2 separate regions of the Homo sapiens genome follow, and region 1 is linked to region 2. A link is a loop called in an ENCODE intact Hi-C map of the cell type or tissue named here. Cell type or tissue: PC-3. All regions are shown on one strand. Links, peaks and the distances in the headings refer to the core of each region. The heading gives the core; the rest is flanking DNA. Region 1 overlaps NCAM2 (neural cell adhesion molecule 2). Region 2 has its middle 48 kb from the start of LINC00317.

Region 1 (4,415 bases), core at 261-4,260, 310 kb before region 2:
CATATTATAAAAATATTGAAATACCATTTAAATAAGCAATTCTTAAACTGACCTTCTAGAAGGGCAAAGAACATAACATCAAATCAAATTTCAGAGAGTGCGTTTTTGTAAAGGATGGAATAATAATGTACAGTCAGACACTTTGTTTTCTAATCATCTTACTTAATTCAGTGATAGAACCTGGAAATACTAGATAGACAGCAAAAATGCTCATTAACCTGTCTCAATCAAATATCAGATGTCTTAAATGAATCTTTAGTAGGTGTTGAATCAGAGCCAAGATATAAATGAATTTTCTTTCAGATATTTGTAATGCGTTTCTGTAGCACAAAGAGACATGTCCTTTAGAATGTCAGAAACGAAAATAGAAAATGACCTTGGACTTTTAGTGCAAGTATTTGACTCAAATGCATATTGTGCATCATTACAGAGCCAGTGATGAACCTGAGAATGGCTTCTAACTTTCCTAGGAATCACACACTTGGGCACAGTGTCTGTTTTTCCAGAATTTATGTTAATAATTTCAGGTATATTGATAATAACTTTTAAATGCAAACATTTTTACTAATAACATCTATATACACCAATAGTTTTTCACAAGTCAAAGCCATGTCATGTATAACAGGTAATTACAAGAGAACATGTTTATTTTCAAGCGAAGATCATGTAACTTTAAAATTTACTTTTCAATACTGTGAAATAATTACGTTTCCTTTATAAAAATGAATAATTTGCTTTGCATTATTAATAATGTATTTTGTTGTTATATTCCAATAAAGTTAATTAAGTACAAGTGCTTAACTCATAGTAAATAATAGCTGAAGGAGTACATTTTCTTTACTCAACTGCATGTAAATTTCACTATAACATAATTTGCTTTCTAAAAATATTAGAATATACTGTTTCTGTCCTAGAAATTTAAGTGACTTTTACGTGAAGTACCATAAATATTTTCTTACATTTGTTCAACTATACTATCACACTATGGGATGAAATCTGAAGTTCCAGCAAGACTTTAGTAAAAGCAACTTATTCCAAGAAAATTATGTAGTTCAAATAAGTCATAATTATTTAGGCAATCAGGAACTATTTTTAATACAATATGAAATTTTGCCAGTAACTTAAAGGATAGAAAGTAGGATGTTGCCATGTAAATATAGAGAGAAAAAAAGGGGAAAAGTGTAAAACACGTCTGTGAAGAGTGTTTATTCAAAGCACAGGATATTGTGGAGAGTACAAGTAATTCAAAATAATTGGAATTGACGGTATCCAAATTGTAAAGTGTGCTTGGACAGAAAGGTGATACCACATGAGAGATCTTTAAACATCAGGCTGAGTGATTGGGTTTTGTTTGGAGTCATTGAAATGCTTTTTATCATTATACAGCCAGGGTACAGGAAACCTTCATGAAGCTATGAGAATGTAAAAAGTGTGCTTTTTAAAAAAAACTTATTCTTAGCTATACAAGAAATACTTTCTACATCAGGAACAGTTTCTTTTTTCTTTTTGCCAGAGAAACATGGGAAGTAACATAATGTTATATGTTTGGTCACCATTTTGCACACACAAGCATAAAATCTTTCTTTTTCCTGAATCGATGTAAACAGAGCCTGGACGGCCGTATCGAAGTCAAAGGGCAGCATGGAAGCTCATCACTGCATATTAAAGATGTGAAGTTGTCAGATTCAGGGAGATATGACTGTGAAGCTGCAAGCAGAATTGGAGGGCATCAAAAGAGCATGTACCTTGATATTGAATGTAAGTTACTTTCCTTTGTATTTTCATTAAAATAACTTTGCATGCTTTGAAACATATGATTTTTCAATAAAGACCAAAATATATATGTAGTTCACATTTCAGTACTTAATGCATAGCTTTAGAGGAAATATAGGAATCATTCAGTCAGTTATTGGAGACATCTAGTGGAAATTACAGGATATTTCACAGTGCTGTATATTTCATCATTTTGATATTGCTTTTCCTGAAAATGGTCTTTCTTTTTTTGCAACATTGAACTCAAAACACAGTATCAACTGAAAAATATTAATTATCAGTAATTGGTCGATATCACTTTAGATTTTTTATTTCTTTATAATATTTATGATTATGTCTCAAATATGTAGTGTTTACATTTCTTATTCAAATTGTTTTGTTAGGCTATTTTACATTTTCATAAACTATAAAGAGTATTTTAAATGCAGTGAAATGTACTAATATGCTGTCTTATCAAAATAGTGTTTATTTTCTGTCTGGAAGAAAGGAGCATGACAAGGATAGTTTTTAAAATAAATTTAAAAATGTACATAACCACGTGAGTTTTGGGAAATGGGAGGGCTAATGTAAGTCAAGCTTTCACAAAACCCCTCTGGTCACTGCATGGAATTTAAAAATAATTTGGTATACATGCTATTTAAAAAGGAAGAAACTTAACATCATTCTCAATAAATATTTATGAAGCATCAATATTGGAGAGTCTCTGATGCTTGAAAGGACATAGCTGTTCTTAGTGGAATGTATGAGATATTCTTATTGACAAAATATTTCTATTGGAGCATGTCTAGTACATTAATATTGATAGAATGCAATGGTAACTGTGAAACAAGATGCATTCTCTTATCGAGAATGCCTTCAAAAAGAAAATATTTTCTCAAGAATAGACATAAGTTATCCATATTATTTTACATTTTATAGACTGTGCTTGTCAAGAAATTCATGGAAAGACCAATCAGAAACTTCTAAAAGAAAAAAGGACTGTTGTGGGGTTGGGGGAGAGGGGAGGGATAGCATTAGGAGATATACCTAATGCTAAATGAGGAGTTACTGGGTGCAGCACACCAGCATGGCACATGTATACATATGTAACTAACCTGCACATTGTGCACATGTACCCTAAAACTTAAAGTATAATAATAATAAAAAGGAAAGAAATTCCCATAATAGGATAAAAAGAAAACAAAAACAAAAACAAAAAAAAAAACACCCACTGATATATTTGTTAAACTATACAATTCCTGGATCTGTAACAACCTTTTTAAAACTATTCATACAGTTGTTGGAATTTACTAAACTTCGTAACTAAAAGAAAAAAAAAGAAAAAAGGATTATGAAAGGCAGTCAACAATAAAAGGCAACTTGATTCTGACACAAATTACTGACTTCATTTGCTGATATTAGGCAGCTTCTAAGAAAGCCACTTTATTTCCATCACACTTTCTAAAAAAATAAAAATGGAAAGCATTGATAATATTGAGAACACACAAAGGAGGAAGTGATGCCAATAACTTACTTAACCTTTTTCCCTTAATAATTTTTTCTACTTTTTTCCATTATTACAGTATATTTCTTTTTCAGACCAACAACATCATTAGCAAATTATAAATACTTTACACTTTTACAGTACATTTGTTATATTTTTAATTAAAATTTGTTTATTTAAACCAAAATTTACTTTATGATTTTTTTTAATTTTTCTAAATGTGAATCTAAATGAAGAAAAAAAAAACTTAAGCATGCCAAGATATGATTTATATGAGACCTCCTGGCCTCTTCCACTGTCCTACAAAAGTGCTAGGCTGCTAGGCAACATATTATCTTAATGAAACTATATTTAGGACTTTTATTCTTTGCATTTCATTAATATTTTAAAACATTTGCTGTATCATAGGATTAGTACTAAATGTCTGTTGCAGGTCCTCAGAAAAGTGGAGTTTATGAGAAATGAACACTATGGATATTTCCAAAGCACAGTAAGGCAGAGTGGCTCGTACAAGATATGCTAGTATTAGAATAATAGGACTAGCTAATATGTTAATTAATAGTGTGTTATGTGTCCCTGAGTCCTCAATTTCCTTAGTTATAAGATAAGAGGGTTTAAAGAAGAGACTGTTGGGACCTATTTATACTCAAGCATTTAAAGATACTTTTATTCAAGCGTATCCACATTCTCCAGAGATGCCCTGGGATTTCTGAATTATTGTCCATGCATGACAGCATAGGTATTTGTGTGAAACAAATGAAAACCGAAATTAAGATTATAATTCATATATGTTTATGTTGTAAAACCTCACTGAAAATAGTTTTAAAAACCATACTAGGTCCACCTTAAGCTTCAGGTTTTGTGCTGAGTGATAATGGACACAAAGATGAATAAAACATAGCTCCTCCTTTATTAGAAGTCTACCATCAACAGGAGTTTAAATTAAACCGCAGCATGTATTCAGATTTCAAAGTGAGAATGAATAAAATATCAAATTAATGTAAAATGCTAATACATAATTACATGAGATTTTTAGTTATTGGTTTTAGCTGGGTAGAAAATAATGGGATAAACAAACAACTGTATATTGCAATTTGAATTATTTGCTCTTGTAATCTATTAATACCATGAATTAATAACTTTAATACGAAAAAAGTAC
Region 2 (4,415 bases), core at 155-4,154:
AAGATGCAGATAAATTCTCCATTTTCAGTGTTATTTGGTTCTACATAGCATATTGGTAAAAGACTACAACTACTTATTTTTCTCTTTATGATAGCATCATTGTAACACATTTTTTAACCCAAATGCATACATGATTGTAGCAGTTTGCTTAATAACTCCTTTTTATTCTGAGGCTTCCCAGGCAAATGCTAAGTGAACATAAAATGAATGTATGTTATCTACACATTTAATATAAAAAATAAAATAAATGAATGAGTGGATAAATGTAGAGTTTTTAAAACATAAATGATTTAATGCATTCAATAAAACATTTTTATTATAAATAGTTCAGGGATAATTTTTAATTCCTTATTTCCCTAAAAATAATTCAAGATCATTATTATAAAAATATTCAACAAACCACTAATCATAGAATTAATATGAATGTAGTAATCCCTTCTGTACCTTGGAGTCAAAATCTACCACATAATTATTAGGCAATTAATATTTTGGAAAAAAAGTTTAAATATGCTAATTAAAGTGTTTGTTTTTAATTGTAAAGGGTCATTACCAAGTAATGTGCTGGTAAGTGTCACTTACAAATGGTTAGGAAATGAAAGTTATGAACAATAAAATTAGTTCAAGTTCATTTTTTGTCTAGGAATATTAAATGCTTTATCATTACACTTAGTTGTAACTTCACTTCATCTGACTCCATATTAATGATGGCAGGGATTTCAGAAAAAAATAAGTATGATATTCCTCATGGATTGCTCATCAGAGATATTGATTATGCTCAATTATTTCCTATAAAGGCAGGATTAAAGTTTATGAGCACAAATGAGAGAGCTTGGTTTACTATACTGAACCTTTACTTGAGAATATGTATATCATATATATATGTAAATTTTTGTTGCTGTTCAGTGTTATTTTGGTCAATTTAAATAGTCAAATATGGTTATTTTCTGCTAAAATATCAAAATATCTTAATCCTCTGTATTATTATGATCGTTCATTCATTCAAAATTTCTTGAGCACCTTTTAGGTACTTGAAATAAACCACTAAACACAACAAAAGTTTCTTTCCTTCTCTTGTAGAACAACAAACACAAAATAAGTAAATTATATGATGTGTTTATATGTGATAAATATTATGAAAAATAGAAACATTAGATGAAATAGAGGTTTGGGGAGTCAAGGATGTGTATCATGGTTTATAATTATAAAGATATTGATCAGAATCAATACAGGCCTCATTGGGAAGATGTCATTTGAGCAACAAATAAAAGGAGGAAAAACACTGATTTGTGAGGATATTTGCAAGTTCATAAAGCAGAAGTGTGCCTTCCCTGTTTGCGAAACCTCTGAGATGTTGGTAAGCCTGAAATGAGATATTCAAGGAAAAGGTACTGAGGGAAAGAGGATGGTAGAGTGTGCAGATATATGTAGGAAACTGTGGGCTACTGTGAGGAATTTGCTTATACTCTGACTGAAATATGGAGCCAGTATTAGGTTTTGACATGATCTGACAGAGTCACTCTAACTACCGGGTTAAGTGTAGGTTTGTAAGAGTGGACTTAGGGAAATTAATTAGGAGGCCATTGCAGAAATACAAACGAGATGACAGCGTCGAGGACCAACATGTTAGTAATGGAGGTGGTGAGCAGTGGCCATTTTCTGCATATTTGCAATGTAAATGCCGCAGAATTTCCTGGTGGATTGGAAAAGAAAAGAGATATGTGAAAAAGGAAAAAGAAGAGTCAAGAAAGAGGCTTGTTTGGGCCAAACGAATTGGAAGGGCCGCGTCGCCATCAGCTGGATGCATAGAAGACTGCAGCGGAGCAGGTGTGGCAGGGAGTGGTAGGGAGGAGCAAAGCTTCTGTTTTAATTAAGTATGAAAACTTACCACATATGTGGAAGTTTCTGTTCATTCAAAAAATGTTTTGTTTGTTTTGGTAAGGCTAACACTGATTTTTTTTTAAAGCATTTGGTTTAATAGTCATAGAATTGAGTCCATTTCTATCAGAGCATTGTATTGTGGAAAGAATTTGCCACGTGACTTGTTTTGGTTCATGGAAGAAGAGATGAAGTAACCCACGCCTTGAAAAGTGCTCACCCAGTGAGACTTGCCCCACTCTTCTCTCTGAGATGCTTTTTTGTCATTGTATGAACAGGTCGGGGATAATATTTTAAAAGATGAGAGACCACTCAGAGAAAGTGCCTGAGTGTCTTAGTTCCAGCTGGACCCTGGAGGGAAAACATCCAAGACCACCCAACCCCGATCAAACAAACAAACCACCTAGCCAAGTAACAGTCAAAGAAAATCTTGTTGTTTTGTTACGTGCTACTAATTTTTTGAGGGAAATTGCGGGGCACATTGTGACGTAGCAAAGGTTAATTGATATAAATACCAACCAGGTTATTTATCTAGTTAACGTCATTGATATTATAATCTAGATGATTACAAAATCTCCAATTCATTGAAAAAAGATGTAACTTTTGAGACCAGTAAGACCTGACTTTGAATCTGGAGCTTGATACTTTGCAGTTGCCTGACTCTCATCTCTTAATTTTGCCGCACTTGATTTGGGCCCTAAGAAAAAAATGGGAACACAACCTTGTACAGCTTTTGTAGATGAAATAAACTTTATAAATAAAATATATTCAGCATATACTACATGCTCAACAAACTATTATTATTTTATTAATTACATGTCATTATTTAGACATCATGTAATGTACTTATTCTGTTTTTTACATTTATATTATTATTCTTATTTTTAATATTTTGCTGTCAAAGCTTTAGAGCTTAGTACTGAGATTCTCAACTGTCATTAATTACATTTTTGAGCATTTTAATAACATTTTATGGAATTCCAATCAGCGTTGCAATTCCTAGAAAAAAAATGATTATCTTGCTTCCTTCCTTGTATATGTACCCATAGTTGATCTTTCTTTCCTGGCAGAACTGTGGGGAAATTGAGTGGCCTTTGAAGGCATTCATGACAGCATCTGTAAAAGATTTACAGCACTTAATCTGTCAGAGATTTGTCCTTAGAATTAAAGAGCAGTAGGATATCTTTAGACCACAGGTCGCATGCTTAGTTACATTCAAAATATCTTGTAAAATTAGTTTCAATGTCATCATACTAATGCCTATGTCAGCTTTTTAAAAACAGTGGCAATGATATACAGCCACCTAAACTTTGACTGGAGACTATAAAATAGATGGAGTGGTCAAATTTAGTCCTAAGTAACCTTTTATTCAATGACAGTAATTACTTATTTGAACCTTTAATTCATTTAAATTTGCTTGAACTTTCAAGTGACTACCCACGTATTTTCCATTTTGACAGATAAAATTCAATGACTAATATGTAGAACAACCTACCTAATGCTTTGGTGTGATTGACAGTTAAAAATCATAAAGCACCTTTTCCTCTGACAGATTTGAAAAGCTAAATCTTTAATAAGATCAATTTACATTTATTACTTTTTTCACTATTTTTACAGAAACATTCTCCAAAATAACAATTAATGCTCCATGAATGAGATTCAAGAGATTTGGGAAAACATGAAAATGTCTTGTATATATACACTTTGCTTGTGAGAATTCCAAAGTTTTCATCATTTTTAAAGTTTTTGTGTGTGTGACCCTGGTGAAATTACAGTCACTGCTTTAATGACATTGTAAACATCTGTTAATCAAATAACAAGTGATCTTACCAAAAATATATTACAAATGTATCGCTCCAGTGAAAGAATCATATAGAAATATTCTTCTTAATTTTTCCTCCCAAATGTTTTTCTCTAACTCACTTGCATCGGTTATAATGTATGGACATATTCATTGACATAAAATGGATGTATTTATTGAATAAAATCCTTTGAAATGGTTTGCTTTAAGCGGGCTGCTAAAAAAAATCATGTTTTAGTTTTACATTTGTATTTTTGTCATTTCTCGTAGAGCAGATGACAAATCAGCCATCTATTGGCTCACTATCCCGAATTTTGGAATAGTGACTTTGTCCTTGAACACATTCTCTGAGATTGTGGTAGTGCAGCCACATTTTCGCCCAGAACTAATACTCAGAAAGTCGATGGAATTGCACTGTTTTTGAGAGCTTTCAGTCAGGTTGCTATGGGAGTGATTATAAGGAGTAAAGCTTCCTATGGTTTCACTGAACTATTTGAACAGACTCCCTCCCAACTTACTTGCCATCTCTCTGTTACTGTATTTATCTTAAAGTCTAGCTCTATACTAACCTGAAAAATCTTGCTTTAGCTATAGAACCACAACATTCTTTCTAAGTTTATCAATTTAGACTCCTTTAACTTGGAACCAGTGGTCATCCAGATACAGAATAGATGACTTATGGCAGATTTGTTTAAAAAAAAATTAAAGCAGGTATAATGATATCTGCAATTAACCTGTA

What was found. A loop is a pair of places that touch in the nucleus more often than their neighbours do. Peaks named below come from ENCODE experiments on the same cell type or tissue, not always from the same donor. Only the 100,000 strongest peaks of a DNase experiment are listed, where the experiment ranks them.
Region 1: a loop joins it to region 2, with 3 times the contacts of the local background. A loop is called at or near these places in 2 of 110 quality-filtered maps.

What each region holds. Positions count from the first base shown.
Region 1 is chr21:21,372,256-21,376,670 of GRCh38, forward strand. It overlaps NCAM2 (neural cell adhesion molecule 2), which reads left to right. Exons shown (of 18, transcript NM_004540.5): 9 at 1,608-1,758. Among named protein-coding and RNA genes, the nearest start is that of LINC00317, 360 kb to the right of the region's middle. In PC-3, for the core only: a CTCF peak has its summit at 1,890 (motif pointing left); no DNase peak of the experiment used is centred there.
Region 2 is chr21:21,687,287-21,691,701 of GRCh38, forward strand. No RefSeq gene overlaps it. Among named protein-coding and RNA genes, the nearest start is that of LINC00317, 48 kb to the right of the region's middle. In PC-3, for the core only: a CTCF peak has its summit at 1,781 (motif pointing left); no DNase peak of the experiment used is centred there.